Linked DNA regions of Homo sapiens: region 1 is linked to region 2. Evidence: read pairs that join two places in POLR2A ChIA-PET (ENCODE). Cell type or tissue: K562. All regions are shown on one strand. Links, peaks and the distances in the headings refer to the core of each region. The heading gives the core; the rest is flanking DNA. Region 1 holds the start of TEAD2 (TEA domain transcription factor 2). Region 2 overlaps PPFIA3 (PPFI scaffold protein A3).

Region 1 (5,359 bases), core at 162-5,161, 210 kb after region 2:
CGGGTAATTCTTTATAGCAATACAAACGGACTAACACACATGCCGAGAAGACAGATGAACGCACAGGAAGCAGCTTCTTCCTTGAACCTGAACCTGCCCATGCGAGGATGACCCTAAGAAGACCGGCCCATCCCAGACAGAAGCCCACAAGTCCATTCCGAGACCTGTTTTCGAGTTCGGGTCTTCCCCGTTCTCAGCTTGATGTAGCGGGCGATCAGTTCATTCCGACCTGAAGATTCAAAGACGGAACAGAGTTAGTTAGACTTTCAACAGAACTTCCCCACAGCATGGACACCAGGGAAGAAGAAAGCAGCATGGGTCCCCAAAGGTCTGCAGCAAGTGGGCTGCCGGTCCCCTCAGCTACGTGGAAGCCAGACTGCTTGGGTTCAAATCCCAGCTCCATCACGCACTGGCTCTGTGCGACCATAAGCAAATCACTTAACCTAGCTGTGCCTCAGTTTCCTCATCTGTGCAAATGGTGATGCTAGCTCCTACTTCAGAGTGCTCCATAAACCTTGGTTACTGTCATTATTCATCAGTGGGGGCCAGGGCAAAAGACAGAAGTAGACTCACCATACATCTTGCCTTCATCAGACAAAATTATTTTCCGGCGGCCGCAGGGTGGATAGATGGCCAGGGCCTCCTGGAAGCTCTGCTCAATGTCTGGGCTCCACACCCCCTCTGCATCCGGGCCCCCGTCACCCCCAGCCCCCTCACTGCCGCCGGTACCCTCCTCACTGCCTTCCTCACTGCCCGTCCAGCCGCTGCCATCGTCCAGGGCGGCCCCAGCCCGGGGTTCCCCCATCTGGGCCTGGAGGAACACAGAACTCAGCAAGCTTCCCCCAAACCCCACCCTCAAGGGACTTGAAGCTGAGAGGGCTGGGACTCTGGACCACTGGGTCTGAGGGAGGAGGGGCTGGGGACCTGGACTCCTGGGTCTGAGGGAAGAGGAGCTGGGGGGTATTCCTGGGTCTGAGGGAGGAGGATCTGGGGCCTGAACTCCTGAGTCTGAGGGAGGAGGGGCTGGGGCCCGGACTCCTAGGACTGAGGGAGGAGGATCTGGGGCCTGGACTCCTGGGTCTGAGGGAGCGGGGGCTGGAGGCCTGGACTCCTGGGTGTGAGGGAGAAGGGGCTGGGGTCTGGACTCCTGAGTCTGAGGGAGGAGAAGGAGCTGGATTTCTTGGAAAGCTGAGGATGGGAGTGTTCTCAGAGTTTCCAGAGGAACTCAATTGTGATGAAGTCACAATGATTACCCTAGAGTAATGCCGAGGGCCATGAAGGCTAAAGGTTCGGGTATGAATTACGGGTTTTAAAGAAGACAGGAGGCAAAAGTTAGTGGTGGGGAAGGAAGGTGTGGGTGAAACTTCCCCTGTCCCACCCCAAGAACAGGTGGTAAGATGTGAGCAGCAGCTGCCAGAAAAGAAGAGGGGCCAAGCAAGACTGAGGGGAGGTCTAGAGAGAGGGGGACAGAGACCCAGAGAGGGAGGGGGACAGAGACCCAGAGAGGGGATGGGGACAGAGACCAGCAAGGGGGGGGGACAGAGACCCAGAGAGAGAAGGGGACAGAGACCAGAGAGAGAGGGGGACAGAGACCAGTGAGGTGGGGATAGAGACCCAGAGACAGAGGGGGACAGAGACCAGAGAGAGAAGGGGACAGAGACCCAGTGAAGGGGGGGACAGAGACCAGTGACGGAGGGGACAGAGACCCAGAGAGAGAGGGGGACAGAGACCAGAGGGAGGGGGGGACAGAGACCAGAGGGAGGGGGGGACAGAGACCAGAGAGGGGGACAGAGACCCAGAGAGAGGGACAGAGACCCAAAAAGAGAGGGAGACAGAGACCCAGGGAGAGGGGGAGACAGAGACCAGAAAGAGGGGGACAGAGACCGGGGGGGGGGGACAGGGACCAGAGAGAGGGGTCCAGAGGCCCAGAGAGGGAGACAGAGACCCAGAGAGAGAGGGTGACAGAGACCCAGAGAGAGGGGGACAGAGACCCAGAGAGAGAGGGACAGAGACCCAGAGAGAGAGGGGACCAGAGACCCAGAGAGAGGGGGACACAGACTCAGAGAGAGGGGGACAGAGGCTCAGAGAGAGGGCAACAGAGACCCAGAGAAAGGGAGACGGAGACCTAGAAAGGGCAGGGACAGAGACTCAGGGCAGCAGCTGAGGCCGAGACCAGGAGAGACCCACAGAACCACAAGCTGGGGGACAGGGGCGCCCTGCCATCAGAAGAGCCAGAACAAAGGGCCCAGGCGTCCCCTCCCCCAGCTTCCCACAACCCCCATCAGGGGAGGGGCTTGCCGGCCAGGGCGACTCCCCTCCGGCACCGGGCCCCGCCCCTCCCCTCCCCCGTGCGCCGTGGGCTCTGATCCAACTCAAGTTCCCAGTGACTTTCCGGAGGCCGGGAACAGGGAAAACTTTTTCCAATACAGTCAGATCCCGCCTCCCCGGAGGCTCCATGTCCTCCACAGCTTTCCCAGGACCCCAGAGTCCAGGCCCCTATTCCCCTCCTCCCGCCGACCATAGCAGACAAAGACCCCAGCCAAGCCCAGTGGCGCTGCGGCGTTCAGGACCCCCGTAGGCCAAAATCCCAGCCCAGCCCTTCCCCATGTGGCCAGACAAAGGGACGGTGGAGCCGGGTAAGAAAGGTCCCCCTAATTTCCCGCCCCAGACCCTAAACCTCCAAAGAGGCAAGACTTAAGATCCAGAAAGCCCCGTAACCTCCCCTCGGCCACCCCAGAGGCCCTCCCTTCTCCGTAAGAAGGACCAAATGCCCCCCAGATTACACAAGGGGTCCTTCTCACTCCAAAGTGACACCGCCGCAGACGCACGCCCCACACCCCGCCAGCGCCCTTGGCCCGCACCCGCTCCTGCGCGCACGCCCAAACTCAGACCCAGCCGCAGGCACCCTAACTCCGGCCAGAGTTCCCACTCCTCACTGAGGCTCGGTCACGGGAGCAAATTCGGGCCCCCGGGCAAAAAGAGGGCTGCGAACCATTCAGAGACGGTCCCGCAAACGCACGCCTCACCTCCTAAGAAGCAACTCCCCACCCCAACTCACACACCCCAAAGCAGGATCCCCGACTCCCGCCGGCGCCTTCCTACCTCCCGGCCTGGGGCTGGGGAGCCGCGGGCGGGCGGGGCGCTGCGAGGGAGAAAGTTGCCGGGAGCTTTGTTTGGGAAAAGTGGGAGGGACCGGAGGGGGGGGCGGGCCCGGCCGGCGGACAGCGGGAAGGGGGATCCGACGGTGACAGTTTGGGGAAGGATTTTTGCTTTGGGAGAGATTAGTCTATCTCGGGGCTGGTAGGAACTCAGGATTTGGGTGCTTGGGAAAGGAGGGGGATTGGGGGTTCGGACTCCAAGTCGGAGGGAAAAGGCTGATAGGAGCCAGAAACCCCTGATCTGAGGGAGGAGAGGCTGGGGGCTGGGACTCCTGGGTCTGGGGGCTGGGACTCCTGGGTCTGGGAGAGGAAGCGGCTGGAGAGAGATATGGGCTCCTAGGTCTGAGAGGGGACGGGGCTAGGCGCCTGGAATCCCGGCTACCCTCGTGTTTGTGTATTGGGGGTGCGGAAGTGATACGAATACAAAGAGTCTTTACTGTTAAGCCCTGAGGTTTTTTTTCTTTTTTTCTGTTTGGTTTTTGGTTTTTTTGTTTTTTGTTTTTTTTGTTTTTTTTTTTTTTTGAGGATTGGGGTCTGGGGATGGGTTTTGACTGATTCCTATGACGACCTGGTTTCCTTGTGACCTCACCACAGTTAAGAGTCGTGGGCAGGACCACCGGGAGTTTATTGGAGGCCCACGTAGGTGCAGATTCCTCATCTACAGGCGCTAGTGGACTGGAGACGGCTGGCGGCTGTCCCGGGACGGGGAAGAGAGCTTTGGTGCCTGAGGGAAGATGGCTTAGGGCCCGGTCCCTTAAGGGTGAAAGGCTGCGTGTTCAAAATTACGGGACTAGAGGGGGCGGGAGTCCGGACCTGAGGTCCTCAGGGAAAAGGAAGTCTGATTCTGGGTTCCTTGGAAGATGAAATATAAGACTGGATTTAGGGTTTCCGGAGACAACGGGACTTTTTAGTGGAGCGGGAGCGGGAAAACCAGAAGGGACACGGAGAAAAGGTTCCGAAACAGATACACAATTAGAGTGAGAGCTAAAAGGGATGCTTGTACTCCGGTGTCTCCAGTAGGAGGAGCCTAGGACTGGAACTTGGGGTGATGAGGGCAAGATCTGGGACGCAGGGGCGTGGTCCAGTGCAGGGGCGTGGCCCAGTGCAGGGGCGTGGCTTTCAGCCAAGGGGCGTGGCCATTGCGATTGGGCGGGACTCCGAAACGAGGGCCGCAATCAGAGAACACCGCCAGGACTTCCAGGACTTGGTCTCCAGGACTGAGGTCAACTGACGTGGGCGTGGTCTGACTGTGTGGGCGTGGCCAGGGAATGAACTCACGGCTCTGGCTTAAGGGGTGTGGTGAACGAAGGATGGGGCGTGGCTGTGTCACCAAGGGCGTGGTCATGGAGTAGAGGCCCGGGCTCCTGGGTGAGGCCGGCAAGTTTGGAGCGTGGTCAGACAATAGGGGCGTGGCTACGGCTCGCGGAGCGCAACCAACGCTCTAGACCAGACCTGGGCTCGAGACCATAACTGTTTGGCTTTAACAGTACGTGGGCGGCCGGAATCCGGGAGTCCGGTGACCCGGGCTGTGGTCTAGCATAAAGGCGGAGCCCAGAAGAAGGGGCGGGGTATGGGAGAAGGTGAGGATTGAGATCTGGTGGTGAACGTGGGCGAAAGTGAGGAAAAGACCATTGGATGAGGCCGGGTGCTGTGGCTTACGCCTGCAATCCCAACACTTTGGGAGGCCCAGGTGGGCGGATCGCTTGAGATCAGGAGTTCGAGACCAGCCTGGGCAATATGTCGAAACCCTGTCTCTACAAAAAATACAAAAATTAGCCGGGCGTGGAGGCGCGCGCCTGTGGTCCCAGCTACTTCGGGGGGCTGAGGTGGGAGAATCACCTGAGCCCGGGGAGGTCGAGGCTGCAGTGAGCCGTGATTGTGCCACTGTACTCCAGCCTGGACTACAGAGTCTCGGTCTCAAAAAAAAAAAAAAAAAAGCATATGAGACAGAACCCAGAAGAGCCAGACCTGGGAGAAGACGGGGCCTGGCAAGGTGGAGGGTGTGGGAGTAGAAGAAAGAAGCAGTGGGGGAAATGAGCGCGGTGTGGGAGTTGCCTGAACTGGGGAGGCGACCTGGGCAAGGTGCTGGAGAGGGGCGTCTTGGGTGGGGGCGTGGCCACTGTGCGGGGCTCTGACCCCGACCCTTGCCACAGCCTCCCCACCTGCCCCCGCAAGGCGGCATCTGCTGGTCCTGCTGCTGC
Region 2 (5,331 bases), core at 332-5,331:
AGGGCCAAGGAGGACACACTGGCTGTGGTGGTGGTGAGGCAGCCAGGCTGAATGAGAAGTTGGGGAGGAGGAGCTACACTTTGTTCTCAAGAAACAAGAGGCGGCCGGGCGCAGTGGCTCACGCCTGTAATTCCAGCACTTTAGGAGGCTGAGGTGGGCAGATCACCTGAGGTCAGGAGTTTGAGACCAGTCTGGCCAACATGGTGAAACCCTGTGTCTACTAAAAATACAAAAATTAGCCGGGTGCAGTGGCTAGCGTATGTAATCCCAGCTACTTGGGAGGCTGAGGCAGGAGAATCGCTTGAACCCAGGAGGTAGAGGTTGCACTGAGCCGAGATTGCACCATTGTACTCCAGCCTGGGTGATAGAGCCAGATTCCATCTCATAAAAACCAAACAAATAAACTAACAAAAAAACCCAAGAGGCATGAACTCACTGTCCACGGAGGAATTATGTTTGACTGTGGTCATAGATCACATATTTCCAGCCAGGGGGAGGCGTGGATTTTGTGCTGATGCTGAAAGGAGTGAGGGACTTGGGACTCATCTGGAATATTGTCCTGGGCCAGATATAACATTAGACAAGTATTTTCAGGACATTGCAAGAGTGATGGCCCTTTCTTAGTGGGAGAGCTGCCTTGAAAGAGTCCATTGTCCTGACTTGGGGGTTTAGTGACGTTGGACTGCAGTGAGACAGAGTTAAAGCAGTGCTTCCCCAAATTTAATGTGTAGTGGGGTGGCACACACCTGTAGTCTCAGCTACTTGGAAGACTGAGGCAGGAGGACCGCTTGAGCCCACGAAGCTGAGGTCAACCTGGGCAACATAGTAAGACCCTGTCTCTAAAAAATAAACAAATACAGCCAGGCGCGGTGGCTCATGCCTGTAATCCCAGCACGTTGGGAGGCTGAGGTGGGCGGATCCCTTGAGGTCAGGAGTTTGAGACCAGCCTGGCCAACATGGTGAAACGCCGTCTCTACTAAAAAATACAAAAATTAGCCGGGCGTGGTGGCTCGTACCTGTAATCCCAGCTACTCGAAGGCTGAGGCAAGAGAATTGCTTGAACCTGGGATGGGGAGGTTGCAGTGAGACGAGATCGTGCCACCGCGCTCCAGCCTGGGTGACATAGCAGACTCTTTCAGAAAGAGAGAGAGAGAGAGAGAGAGAGAAAGAGAGAAAGAAAGAAATTTAAAAATAAATATAATGTATATTTCGAATCACCTGAGGGTCTTGTGAAAATGCCGATACCGACTTCAGTAGGTCTGGAGTAAGGTCTGAGATTCTGCAATTCCAGCAAGTCCACAGGTGATGGTGACGCTCTAGGTCTCAGGACAACTGTTTGAGTAGCCAAGAGTATATGCTGTCATGAAGGGCTAGGAGACAACTCTGGATTGGTCCATTATCCTGAGCAGAGATTGGTCATTGTCCTACCATGGGGTGGGAAAAAACCTTGGATTGGGAGGTTGGACTGTACCCCTCTCATGCACAGTGGGAAGGGGCCAGAGGGCCTGACTCTTCCCTCACCTGCCCATGGCCCCAGATCCTGGCATATGGCGACATGAACCACGAGTGGGTGGGGAACGACTGGCTGCCCAGCCTGGGGCTGCCCCAATACCGCAGCTACTTCATGGAGTCGCTGGTGGACGCTCGAATGTTAGATCACCTTAACAAGAAGGAGCTCCGGGGCCAACTCAAGATGGTGGACAGCTTTCACAGGTGGGGGCTGCCTGGCCAGTGGGGACAGTCCAAAGGGAAGCCCCACCCCAGAGAGTCTTTGGCCAATAGGATTGGCCATGGGAGATTCCCAGGCTTATCTTGGCCCTTTTAGCCTGAGTTCTCAGGAAATCCTGACTCTGTGCTCCTTTCACCAATGAGATGGTCCACAGGAAAAGTTCAGATCCTGAAATGGCTTGGCTAGTTAACCCTGGACCCCTTCCAGGCTGGCCAGTAGGAAGTGCCTATTATTGAAAATGCCTCACCTCCTGAGGGGGTCAACAGTCAATAGAACTTATCAGCTCCCCACCCTTTCCAAGAAGAGCGCAGCCAGTGGGGAGGGACCCGTAGGAGCAGCAGTCTAGGGGACTGGAAAGCTCATCCGTGACTCCACTTCCCCTGCTGCTCAGGGTGAGTCTACATTATGGGATTATGTGCCTGAAACGGCTCAACTATGACCGGAAGGACCTGGAGCGGAGGCGGGAAGAAAGTCAGACCCAGATCCGAGGTGAGTAGAGCCTAAGGGTCCCTTTGGGAGCCAGGTGGAGGGCGTGGAGCTGGATGGGGAGGAGAGGGGGTAGGGGGAGACCGGAGAAGCAAATTGGCACCATAACCGTGGGGGTGGAGCCAGCGTGGGGGGCGTGGCCCGAAGAGACCAAATGGAGGTGGAGGTATGGGCTAAACTGAACTCTCCAGGCCACGGGAGGGGCACGGCTGAGGGTCCCTTCCGTCCCCAGACGTGATGGTGTGGTCCAATGAGCGGGTCATGGGTTGGGTGTCCGGGCTGGGCCTGAAGGAATTTGCCACGAACCTCACGGAGAGCGGGGTACACGGGGCACTGCTCGCCCTGGACGAGACCTTCGACTACTCCGACCTGGCCTTGCTCCTGCAGATCCCCACGCAGAATGCACAGGTGAGCTGCCGCTGGGCCCGGAGCATGCTGGGCGTCCCCACCTCGCAGACTGCACGCTCCAACCGCCCCCTCCACCTCCTCTTTCCAGGCCCGGCAGCTTCTGGAGAAGGAATTCAGCAACCTTATCTCCTTAGGCACAGACAGGCGGCTGGACGAGGTGGGCGCGGCAACAGCTCAGAGGGCTCTGCTCCCAGCGGCTCCTCGAGAGGCTGAGCTGAGGGGGCGGGGCCTGACTATTAATGGTCACGGTTGGAGGCGGGGCCAGGAGAGGGGCGGGGTTAAAGGAGAGGTGAGACCCGGAGAGGGGTGGAGTCAAAGGAAGGGGCGGAGTCAGACAAGGCAGGAGTCCCTCACCGGCTGTCCGGCTCCTATACCTAGGACAGCGCCAAGTCTTTCAGCCGCTCCCCATCCTGGCGGAAGATGTTCCGGGAGAAGGACCTCCGAGGCGTAACTCCCGACTCAGCTGAGATGTTGCCCCCCAACTTTCGTTCGGCTGCAGCGGGAGCCCTGGGCTCTCCGGGGCTCCCTCTCCGCAAGCTGCAGCCAGAAGGTGGGGGGCTCCCAAATGCGACAGCCCTTCCTCGCTTCCCTAGGGTGGGGCATGGACCACCTCAGTAGTCCGGGTTCTGGAATGGCCTAGTCCTTTCTCGCCCACCCCTGAGGAATGGACTGCTCCAACGTTCCGGACTCCCCCGTCAGGATGAAATGGATAAATCCCACTCCCCCTTCCCAGGGCGGGAGTGAACTCGCCCAATGCGAGTTTGAGTCCTTGGCTGCGGGGAAGGGAGGGAAACCCATGTGGAGCCCGGCGATCGTTGTGACATCGGGAAGGGAAGTCCAAAGGGAGGAATCCTGGAGAGGAACAGGGAGGAGGGTGCTCCAGGCTGAACCGCTGCTCGCTCTCCCTCCAGGCCAGACTTCTGGGAGTTCCCGGGCAGACGGCGTTTCGGTCCGGACCTATTCCTGCTAGTGCAGGCCTCCAGGTGAGGACCGTGCTGGGCGACCTTGGGGGTGCGGGGCGGCACGGTGGATCTTCACTGCTCCACGCGCTGCCCGGCGTCATGCAGGTGACCTCACTCGGACGGAAGAATCTTCCCGAGGCTGGGCTGTTCCCTCTCCTGCCCGGACTGTGGCCTCGCCGGGGAGAGCGGGCGGGGGAGCTCGCGCCGAGGACTGGACCATCTGTACAGACCAGCGGGAGTGCGCGCGCCCGCCTCGCACAGGGCCGGGGCCTGGACCAAACCACATGAACTGGACTGAGAGGGGGAAGAAGCGGGGAGGAAGAAATCCCGCCCCAAACGTCCGCTTTCCTTTTCTCTACTTTGTAATTTATTGATCAGTTTCTGTTGGGAGACGGGTGTCCTTTACCCGCGGGAAGGGGGCGGGGCTTCCCTCCCGGGCCGCATGCGGGGAGAGGCTGCTCCCTCCCCTTTTTCCTGCCCAGTCGCGGGGCCCAAGTCTTCCTTCTTCGTCCGAAAGGAGGGGAGGGGGGACTCGCTGCTACAAGCCTCGCCCCCTGTGCCACTCAGCTCCGCCCCGCCGCGTCCGGTCGCCGGTCCCCCGGGTCATCTGCGGGCGGGTTCCCCTCTCCCTCCCCCGTGTCTCGTGTCCCCGGGGCCTCACCGCCCCCCGTGCTGTGGCCGTGTCCGTGCCCCGGGGGTAGGGGGCGCAGAATGGCGCTTCCCCTTCTCCTCTGGCTCCGGGGTTTGCATGGGAGAATCCTCTTTCCACGATGCCGCTGGGCGACGTGGCGTGGGGGCAGGGGGACGGTGGGGGAGCCCTCGCCCCCGACTCTCGGTCGGCCTCCCCGCCCCAGGCGTCACTCAGTGATCACGGGTAAAGAGAACTGTTTCAAAAAGCTTCCTTGTTGACTGATTTTTTTTTTGCGGGGGGGGGGGGGGCTGTTCAACCAACCACCTCGAGCCAGGAGTCCAGGCCCCTCATCCCTCAAGTCTAGGTCCAGGTCTCTAGACCCTACCCGCATTCCCCGATGCCCTGAGATTCCCAGACCCCACGTCTGACAATGAGGTTTCGGGGAGCACGTTTATTCGGAGAAATAAATATAGCTCGTGGAAAGGGGTTGGAAGGCAGGGGGAGGTACACCTGCGTCGCAGTCGAGCGACTGGGTCAGGGTTCCGGCGTTTCCAGCATGTCTGCCAGGGCCCTGGAGACGAGAACGCCAGAAGTTAGACAGCTGGTGTTCAAAGCCCACCCCAGGACGCTTAGAGATCATTAACCTGCCCATTTCATGGACGGGGAAATGGAGTCCCAGAGTCATCTGATAACTCATAGCGAGACAAGCACTTCTCTAAACGGGGCTTTTACACGCTCCCCTTTTACACACTTACTGATAAAGGGACGAGGAGAAATAGTCAACGTAGCTTCCTGTGGGACAGCAGAGAAAAGAGGCTTGAGGGGTACTGCACGAGCAAAATTAGGCAGCCACTCAGTATAGCGTGCGAGATTAGTGCTAGCTCCACCTCCTTTTCCCTAATTCCTTCTTCCAACTGAATCCCTTCTACCGGACCCCTTTTTCGTTCTGGGTGATTCCGTTCTCCAGTAGCCCCGCCCCTTCGATTCCTACTTGAGTTGGCCTCGCCCATTAGGCTCTAAGCCCGCATCTCAACCCTCCACTCATTTCTGTCCCTTGGCTCCAGCAACTCCACCTGGTGTTCCTCGAGCCAGGCCCCGGCCCACGTGCTCAGAGC

What was found. Peaks named below come from ENCODE experiments on the same cell type or tissue, not always from the same donor. Only the 100,000 strongest peaks of a DNase experiment are listed, where the experiment ranks them.
Region 1: POLR2A ChIA-PET joins it to region 2 with 11 read pairs; 2 of 35 experiments call an interaction of 5 or more read pairs at or near these places.

The regions. Positions count from the first base shown.
Region 1 is chr19:49,359,271-49,364,629 of GRCh38, forward strand. TEAD2 (TEA domain transcription factor 2) reads right to left here and starts at 3,146. Exons shown (of 13, transcript NM_001256660.2): 1 at 3,063-3,146; 2 at 574-811; 3 at 165-229. The coding sequence starts at 805. It overlaps DKKL1 (dickkopf like acrosomal protein 1), which reads left to right and starts at 4,607. Exons shown (of 5, transcript NM_014419.4): 1 at 4,607-4,738; 2 at 5,312-5,359. The coding sequence starts at 4,729. RefSeq lists enhancers at 475-975, 1,521-2,230, 2,231-2,939. In K562, for the core only: a CTCF peak has its summit at 4,177 (motif pointing right); DNase peaks (open chromatin) are centred at 2,291, 2,961, 3,882, 4,431 and 1 weaker place; H3K4me3 peaks cover 2,784 bases.
Region 2 is chr19:49,146,546-49,151,876 of GRCh38, forward strand. It overlaps PPFIA3 (PPFI scaffold protein A3), which reads left to right. Exons shown (of 30, transcript NM_003660.4): 24 at 1,538-1,713; 25 at 2,121-2,218; 26 at 2,448-2,623; 27 at 2,712-2,780; 28 at 3,002-3,173; 29 at 3,535-3,606; 30 at 3,691-4,481. The coding sequence ends at 3,593. HRC (histidine rich calcium binding protein) reads right to left here. Exons shown (of 6, transcript NM_002152.3): 5 at 4,972-5,008; 6 at 4,653-4,787. The coding sequence ends at 4,751. Among named protein-coding and RNA genes, the nearest start is that of HRC, 6.2 kb to the right of the region's middle. RefSeq lists enhancers at 2,978-3,197, 4,787-5,331. In K562, for the core only: CTCF peaks have their summits at 2,352, 2,813 and 5,306 (motif pointing left); DNase peaks (open chromatin) are centred at 2,896, 3,826, 4,086, 5,326 and 4 weaker places; H3K4me3 peaks cover 3,907 bases.